Linked DNA regions of Homo sapiens: region 2 is linked to region 1. A link is an interaction called in ENCODE POLR2A ChIA-PET data of the cell type or tissue named here. Cell type or tissue: IMR-90. All regions are shown on one strand. Each heading gives the region's core, and the rest is flanking DNA. Links, peaks and the distances in the headings are about the cores only.

Region 1 (4,525 bases), core at 253-4,252:
AAGACATAAAGTAAACTAGACTACCATAAGCTGAAGTTTAGTTCACATGGCTCAAGATGAAGAGTGCTAGCAGGCCAAATGCTGGTGAAATATAAAGGAAAAAAAATCCAGAAGAATGACAACTTCAATGTAAGTGAAAAACAAGAACAACAACAACAAAAAAAACACAGAAACTTAAGGCAAAGAAAGGATTCCCTGTACGTTCAAAAGGTTAAGTAAACACACTTTGAAGTTTTAGAATGCAGTAATAAATGCCAAAGAAAAAGTGAGGATTGTGCTAATACCAAGAATTGGTGAGATCATAAAACAATATGGTGCCTGGTGAAGCGGCGCACACCTGTAGTTCCAGCTACTTGGGAGGCTGAGGCCAGAGGATCCCTGGAGCCCAGGAGTTCAAGGTGCAGTGAACCATGATCATGCCACTGCACTCCAACCTGGGTGACAGAGCGAAACCCTGTCTTTTAAAACAAAACAAAACAAAACAAAAACAATATGGGGTAGATCAGGTAAATTATGGTACATCTACTTGATGTGCACTCATTAAAAATGATGAGGCCAGGTGCAGTGGCTCATGCCTGTAATCCCAGCACTTTGGGAGGCCGAGGCAGGTGGATCACCTGAGGTCAGGAGTTCGAGACCAGCCTGGTCAACACGGTGAAACACCATCTCTACTAAAAATACAAAATTAGCTGGGTGTGGTGGCACATGCCTGTAGTCCCAGCTACTTGGGAGGCTGAGACAGGAGAACTGCTTGAACCCGGGAGGCGGAGGCTGCAGTGACCCGAGATGGTGGCACTGAACTCCAGCCTGGGCAAGACAGAGCCAGACTCTGTCTCAAAAAAAAAAAATGATGACTATATGGAGCAACATGGGAAATATAAAATTGTAAATACACTGATTATAAGTATGAAAAACATGCATAGTAAAAAGACAAAAGAAAATGCATTCAAAATGTTAACAATGGTTTCAGAGGTGGGATTGCAGCTTGAATATTTAAAACGGTTTTGTTGCTGTTTAAATTTTCTATAGTATGCTTACATTATTCTATAACTAAAATTTTTATTTTAAGTATAAAGACTTTAAGACATCATCTTGAACAATAAGAACAAAAACACTGAGCAGTTAGTTTTATGTAATTCTCAGGTACTGATGCCGATAAAATACTTGATATCCCTTACTGCTTATTTACTGGCAATGGGAAAGATGTATGACCTACAGAGTCAACATTAAAATGATGAATATTCTAAAGAGTTACGGAAGAACAGGGAGAAACAGAAGAAGCTGGTTAAGATGGATACGCACACCTACACAACAGAAGCCATATGAGTGGAGCGAAGTTGGTCTCTTCATGTGGCCATGGTCATTTATTTCTCCACTCGCAAGTGGCTCTCAATATAATTTGTTAAGTTGCTTTCCAACCCCCAACACCCTAGTTGGTTAGCATTTGTCCGCAGGCTGAAATGGCAACTTAAATCCCTTTCTCTTAATACAGAGCAGGAGACTTTAATTTGAACCATATGACTGTCTTCTAGGAAGGCTTAAATACCAGAGCTTACTATCAATTTTGAGACTTGGAATTCTTTGTTGGAGGTGAGATCAGGAGCCTGGGGATATATAAGGTAGTGATAACTGATATCCCTAAAAATAAGTATATCATCAACTGGATATGTCTATGTGGTAAGGGAAAAGAGCAAAACGGGCGGCATTAATTTATAAATCAGGGCAACTGCAACAGGCAATTTTCTTATTTGGTCTACCACTTTAGAGCAATGAACTTGACTTCTTTTTTGGCTAACCAAAGAACAATCCAAAGCAGATGTAAACAGATTAGGCACAACTTTCCAGCCAGTACTAGTGTTCTCAGTGTCTCTAAGGCAATACAGTACAGCTTTGAGCGACGGACAACCCTGCTTTCCAAGGGTAACTTGTGCTTCACTTCCTTGCTGTATAAGTAAACAGCTTGGAAGCAGGGAGCAGAGGGGAAAAAGTGAAGTGGGAAGATATTTACTTACCCTAAATGAACAACCTCACCAAAAATCACTGTGACAAGATCCTTCATGTTTTCAAAGCTAAAAGCTTCTGAGGATTCACAATCCCAATACTGCATTTGCAATTAGAGACCCAAAGATGAAGACAGAAATAATTAGGTCCTTGATTAATTTCCAATTATTAGAAATTTCTAATAATTAGAAATGTTGCTGCTAGAAATGATGCAAAGAACCAAAGATCAAGACTGGTGTAAGAACAGTATATAAATAGGATTTAGAATGTTCTCCTGACTATTAAAATGGAACATGACGCTAATAAGGAATTAAATCTGCTTTTCCTATATAATGTCACTGGCCAAACCATATGACCTAAGGGCTTTATTTGAAATTGAACAAAACAAAAGTCAAGTGTGTGGATCTCAGAATTGTGGTAGTGACAAAGGATGAGTTTCAAAGTTCTCAGAAGTCACAATATTAGTTCACTCTTAAAAACAGATATTGGGAAGTCCTCAGGATTTAGTAATCACTTCAACCCCTGGCTGAACTTCCTCACTAGGAGCTAATAGAGAAGTAATGCCAAAAACTCCTGACTCACAGCCTTAGCATATATACACAAGAGAAAATTCCTTCAAGGAAAAAAAAAAAATCAAGTAATCATCTTATTTGGGGGGAGATTTGGATCAGCATTATATTGGCATTTCCAATGAGTGACTTATGTATTTTTATCCCAAAACACCTTAGCAGGTACAATAGCTGAACTCAGCTATTTTAAATGAAGTAATAAACCAGTCTTCTCCACTCTATTTATTTTAGATAGCAACATCCAACCCTTCTCATATAAATCCCCAAACACCTCCTCAATATAGGATCTTTGCATCAAACTCAGTACTGACTAGATGTATAAAGGAAAGGATTATAATGAGACACTTTCTACAACACATGCAAACAGTACTCATCGGAATTCTTAAAAACATTAATGAGTATATCATAGTCATGATTGTAAAGAATATCAACAAGAACAATAAAAGCCTAATCATTTAATCAGGTAAGTTTCTAATAATGATAGGTGAGCATGGTATACAAAATTTTAGTGTGCCTTTTATAGAACAGGATGAATCAGTGTCCCCTTAAATTCTCTTGAATCACTTGAACCCAGGAGGCAGAGGTTGCAGTGGGCAGAGATCGGGCCACTGCACTCCAGCCTGGGTGACACAGTGAGACTGTGTCTCAAAAAAACAAACAAATAAACAAAAAACCACAAACAAAAAAACAAAACAAAAACCTTTTTCCAAATTAAAAACTAAGACATATGGTCTGATAAGCAGAAGCCTACTTTTAGAGAAAAGAAGATAGGATTGTCACTTAAGAAGCTCTAAGGTGTTACCTAGAAATTAAGAGTAGGTAACAAAATACTATCTTAGATTAAAGCTAATAGGAAACAAACAAACAAAAAAAAACTTCAAATGAGAGCAGACATCTGAAAAGTAACCCAACTGAAAGGTGATGTGAAAATATGATAATGGGAATAAAGTACTCCCCTTCTCAATTTTTTTTTTTTTTTTTTTTGAGATGGAGTCTCACTCTGTCGCCCAGGCTAGAGTGCAATGCCACCATTTTGGGTCACTGCAGCCTCCACCTCCTGGGTTCAAGCAATTCTCCTGTTTCAGCCTCCCAAGTAGCTGGGACTACAGGCATGTGCCACCACAGCTGGCTGATTTTTGTATTTTTAGTAGAGACAAGGTTTCACCATGTTGGCCAGGCTGGTCTCGAACTCCTGACCTCAGGTAATCCGCCCAGGTCCCAAAGTGCTGGGATTACAAGCATGAGCCACCACGCCCGGCCTGCCTCCTCAATTTTTTGATGGACCACAAATGTATTCTCAGTACAAGGTGAACAAGACAGACATGGTCCCTGCCCTCATGTAGCAGATTAGTCCAGTGGGGGAGATACACATGAAACAAGCACACATGTAACTATATAATTATAACCACTGGATGAGTTTTAAGGAAAAGTTCCAGAGGGGCAATTGGTATATTCTAGAGAAATGGGGCTTTCCTGAAGAAGGTTCTATCAACAGTTCAGAGACTCACTCAATCTGATCAAGAAAACCATGGTATACTTGGATTAGAATGTAAAGAAATCAGTACAGTTACCTTTTTATTTTCCAGCTTTTCTGACTCACAAACTCCTTTCAAAGGAATGTATTATCTTAAAAACCTCCCGGGAAAGAAATTTTAAAAATAATTTTGTCATTTTTCTATGATTTATGATACAGAAGAGACTTTAGCTAAAAGACATTTTATTTTACATTAGTACATTAAAAATTAATTTAAAAGTTCACTATGAATTTTAAGACAAATTCATATTATCCCATCATACAAGTGACCCACACTATTTATTTCAATTATTCAAGAAAAAGTATTTATTTAAAATTGATATATCATGTTTAGTAGGAAGCCATATATGTGTGTGTGTGTGTGTGTGTGTGTGTGTGTGTGTGTATGTGTATTTTTTCTTTTTGATGGGGCGGGGGGGCA
Region 2 (4,216 bases), core at 1-4,000, 220 kb after region 1:
CCATGCCCGGCTAATTTTTGTATTTTTAGTAGAGACAGAGTTTCACCATATTGGCCATGCTGGTCTCGAACTCCTGACCTCGTGATCCGCCTGCCTCGGCCTCCCAGTGTGCTGGGATTACAGGTGTGAGTCATGGTGCCCAGCGGCCAATTCTTGTTTTATTGGCACATAACAATTGCACATATTTATGGGATACATCTGACATTTTGATACATGCATACAATATGTAATAATCAAATCAGGGTAATTCGGGTATCCATCACCACAAATACTTATCATTTCTTTGTGTTGGGAATATTCCAAATCTTCCAGCTATTTTGAAATATGCAATAAGTTATTGTTTACTATAGTCACCCTACTTTGCTATCAAACACTAGAACTTATTCTAACTGTATTTTACTGTATTTTTGTATCCATTAACCAACATCTCTTTTTTTTCTTATTCTTTTTATTATTATTTTTCAGAGACAAGGTCCTGCTCTTTCGCCCAAACTGGAGTGTGGTGGCAAGATTATTTGTAACCTCGAACTCCTGGGCTCAAGCAACTCTCCTGCTTCAGCCTCTCCATTAGTTGCGATGACAAGCCTGCACCACTATGCCTGGATAATTTTTATTTGTTTGTTTTTTTGTAGAGATAGGGTCTTTCTATGTTGCCCAGGATGGTCTCAAACTCTTGGCCTTAAGAGATCCTCCTGGCTGGGCGTGGTGGCTCATGCCTGTAATCCCAGCACTTTGGGGGGCCGAGGCAGGTGGATCACGAGGTCAGGAGATCGAGACCACCCTGGCTAACATGGTGAAACTCTCTCTCTACTAAAAATACAAAAAATTAGCCGGGCGTGGTGGCAGGCACCTGTAGTCCCAGCTACTCGGGAGGCTGAGGCAGGAGAATCACTTGAACCCGGGAGGTGGAGGTTGCAGTGAGCCTAGATCGTGGCACTGCGCTCCAGCCTGGGTGACAAAGCTGAAACTCTGTCTCAAAAAAAAAAGAAAAAGAAAAAGAAAAAAAAGAAATGCCAATGTGAGCAAATCTCTTCTGAAAGAAGACGGCTAGGCAGGGCATAATGGCTCAGGCCTGCAATCCCAGCACTTTAAGAGGCTGAGGTGAGTAGACCACTTGAGGTCAGGAGTTCGAGACCAGCCTGGCCAACACAGTGAAATGCTGTCTCTATTAAAAATACCAAAATCAGCCAGGCGTAGTGGCACACACCTGTAATCCCAGCTACTCGGATGCTGAGGCAGGAGAATCGCTTGAGACTGGGAGGCAGAGGTTGCAGTGAGCTGAGATCACACCACTACACTCCAGCCTGAGTGACAGAGCATGACTCTGTCTCAAAAAAAAAAAAAAAAAAAAAAAGCCGGGCGCAGTGGCTCACACCTGTTATCCTAGCACTTTGGGAGGCCGAGGCGGGTGGATCACCTGAGGTCAGGAGTTGGAGACCAGCCTGGCCAACATAGTGAAACCCCGTCTCTACTAAAAATACAAAAATTAGCTGGGTGTGGTGGCAGGCGCCTGTAACCCCAGCTATTCAGGAGGCTGAAGCAGGAGAATTGCTTGAACCCGGGAGGGAGAGGTTGCGGGGAGCTGAGATGGCGTCATTGTCCTCCAGCCTGGGCGACAAAAGCAAAATTCTGTCTCAAAAAAAAAAAAATTAACCTTGACTTTACTCATCCATTAAACATTTACCAAGAAATATTTGTTGTGCCAGGCATTCCCTGGCACTGAGGCTACGAAGAGGTATAAGACGCTTGCCATAGAATAATTCATATTTAGTCAGGGAAAGAGACTTGTAATTAATTCAAAGAGAGAGATGGACATTATAATAGAAACACCAGTGGACTCTTGGAATTCAGAAATCAGGATTTTTATCTTGAGAAAGACCCTGAAAAGGCTTATTAAATGGATTTGTATGATTTTTTTTTTTTTGAGACGGAGTCTCGCACTGTCACCTGGGCTGGAGTGCAGTGGCGCAATCTTGGCTCCCTGCAATCTCTGCCTCCAGGGTTCAAGCGATTCTCCTGCCTCAGCCTCCTGAGTGGCTGGGATTACAGGCACCCGCCACCATGCCCAGCTAATTTTTTTTTTTTTTTTTAGTAGAGACGGGGGTTTCACTATGTTGGCCAGGCTGGTCTCGAACTCCTGACCTTGTGATCCACCCGCCTCAGCCTCCCAAAGTGCTGGGATTACAGGCATGAGCCACCGCACCCAGACAGGATTTGTTTGTTTAATGAGGCACAAATTTGAATGAAACTATCTTCAAGGTTGTTGTACAACAAAAGCAAAGCACTTAACCAGTAAGAGAGACCCAGATAACTACAACGGTTGTATGTTTTGTTTTTGTTTTTATTTTTGAGACAGAGTCTTGCTCTGTTGCCCAGGCTGGAGTACAGTGGGGTGATCTCGGCTCACTGCAACCTCGCCTCCCAGGTTCTAGAGATTCTGCTGCCTTAGCCTCCTGAGTAGCTGGGATTATAGGTGCGTGCCACCACACCTGGCTAATTTTTCGTATTTTTAGTAGAGATGGGGTCTCACCAAGTTGGCCAGGCTGGTCTCAAACTCTGTCAAAGTGCTGGGATTACAGGAACGAGCCACCATGCCCAGGAAAAGGGTGTATATTTTGGCCTGGCATGGAATTAATTCTTTACTCTTTCTGAAGCACACTTTTACACTTATTACATATCTGAAGTGATGACTTAAAATATTCAGGCACGTTTCATTGGAAAATTACGTGGTATAGTGGGGTTCTCAAAAATGAGAAGTTCTCAAAGATCTCAAGAAAATTTTCTTGGCTGGACGTGGTGGCTCACGCCTGTAATCCCAGCACTTTGGGAGGCCGAGGGGGGTGGATCACATGAGGTCAGGAGTTCGAGACCAGCCTGGCCAACATGGTGAAAACCCATCTCTTCTAAAAATACAAAAATCAGTCAGGCGCGGTGGCACGCGCCTATAATCCCCGCTACTCAGGAGGCTGAGGCAGGAGAATCGCTTGAACCCAGGAGGCGGAGGTTGCGGTGAGCCAAGATCGCACCACTGCACTCCAGCCTGTGTAACAAGAGTAAAATTCTGTCCCAAAAAAAAAAGAAAAAGAAAATGTACAGATGCACACATCCACACAAACACAGAAAGGGTCTGGGTGGATATTTACCAACGTGTTATGGAACAACATAACATCTGGGTGCTTTTTTGTTTTCATTTTCATTCATCTGCTTTTCCAGTTTACCTTCAGTTAATTTGTATTGTTTATCTAATAAGAAAACCCACAAGGAATGTAACTAAACCATTCAAAAGCAAAGCAACCCCCAATAAAGACAAGTCCAGAGTATGGCCAGGATGTGGGTAGCCGGCATAGCGTGGAGAAAGGTCTAGAGTTAAGGAGGTAAAGCACTGTGAAGTTCTGACAATGGTGTGGTGGTGGATAATGGGAGGTGGCACTCTTCAGTGAGTGCAGTGAGAGGGGACTGAGCAGAAGGTCAGTAAGGACAGGGACTAGGGAGGACAGAAAGTGGTGTCATAGAAAGCCTGGAGCCTTTCCTTTCCTCCTCCTCAGTCTCTGTTACCCACACACAAGCCACCTCCCTAGAAGGAGGCGGTGGCATCTTAGCTGGTCTTCTGTCACCTGTCTCTTCCTGTCTCTAGTTCATCCTACCCACAGCTGTTAGAGTAGCCTTCTTTCAGCACTTTTTTTTTTTTTTTTTGAGACGGAGTCTCGTTCTGTCGCCCAGGCTGGAGTGCAGTGGCGCGACCTTGGCTCACTGCAAGCTCCGCCTCCTGGGTTCACACCATTCTCCTGCCTCAGCCTCCCGAGTAGCTGGGACTACAGGCACCCGCCACCACGCCCGGCTAATTTTTTTGTATTTTTAGGAGAGACGGGGTTTCACCGTGTTAACCAGGATGGTCTCGATCGCCTGACCTCGTGATCTGCCCGCCTCAGCCTCCCAAAGTGCTGGGATTACAGGCGTGAGCCACGGCTCCTGGCCCTTTCAGCACTTTTAAAAAAAAACTCTGTCCTGGCTGGTTGCATGGCTCCAGCATGTAATCTCAGCACTTTGGGAGGCCGAGGGGTGGCTGCGGATCACAAGGGTAGAGTTGAAGACCAGCCTGGCCAACACAGTGAAACCCCGTCTCTACTAAAAATGCAAAAATTAGCTGGGTGTGGTGGCAGGCACCTGTAATCCCAGCTACTCAGGAGGCTGAGGCAGGAGAATTGCTTGAACCCAG

What was found. ChIA-PET counts read pairs that join two places held together with the same protein. Peaks named below come from ENCODE experiments on the same cell type or tissue, not always from the same donor. Only the 100,000 strongest peaks of a DNase experiment are listed, where the experiment ranks them.
Region 2: POLR2A ChIA-PET joins it to region 1 with 8 read pairs; 7 of 35 experiments call an interaction of 5 or more read pairs at or near these places.

Annotation. Positions count from the first base shown.
Region 1 is chr11:116,910,673-116,915,197 of GRCh38, forward strand. The region is part of intron 4 of SIK3 (SIK family kinase 3); the gene reads right to left. Among named protein-coding and RNA genes, the nearest start is that of APOA1, 75 kb to the left of the region's middle. In IMR-90, for the core only: no CTCF peak of the experiment used is centred there; a DNase peak (open chromatin) is centred at 2,549.
Region 2 is chr11:117,129,407-117,133,622 of GRCh38, forward strand. No RefSeq gene overlaps it. Among named protein-coding and RNA genes, the nearest start is that of PAFAH1B2, 13 kb to the right of the region's middle. In IMR-90, for the core only: no CTCF peak of the experiment used is centred there; no DNase peak of the experiment used is centred there.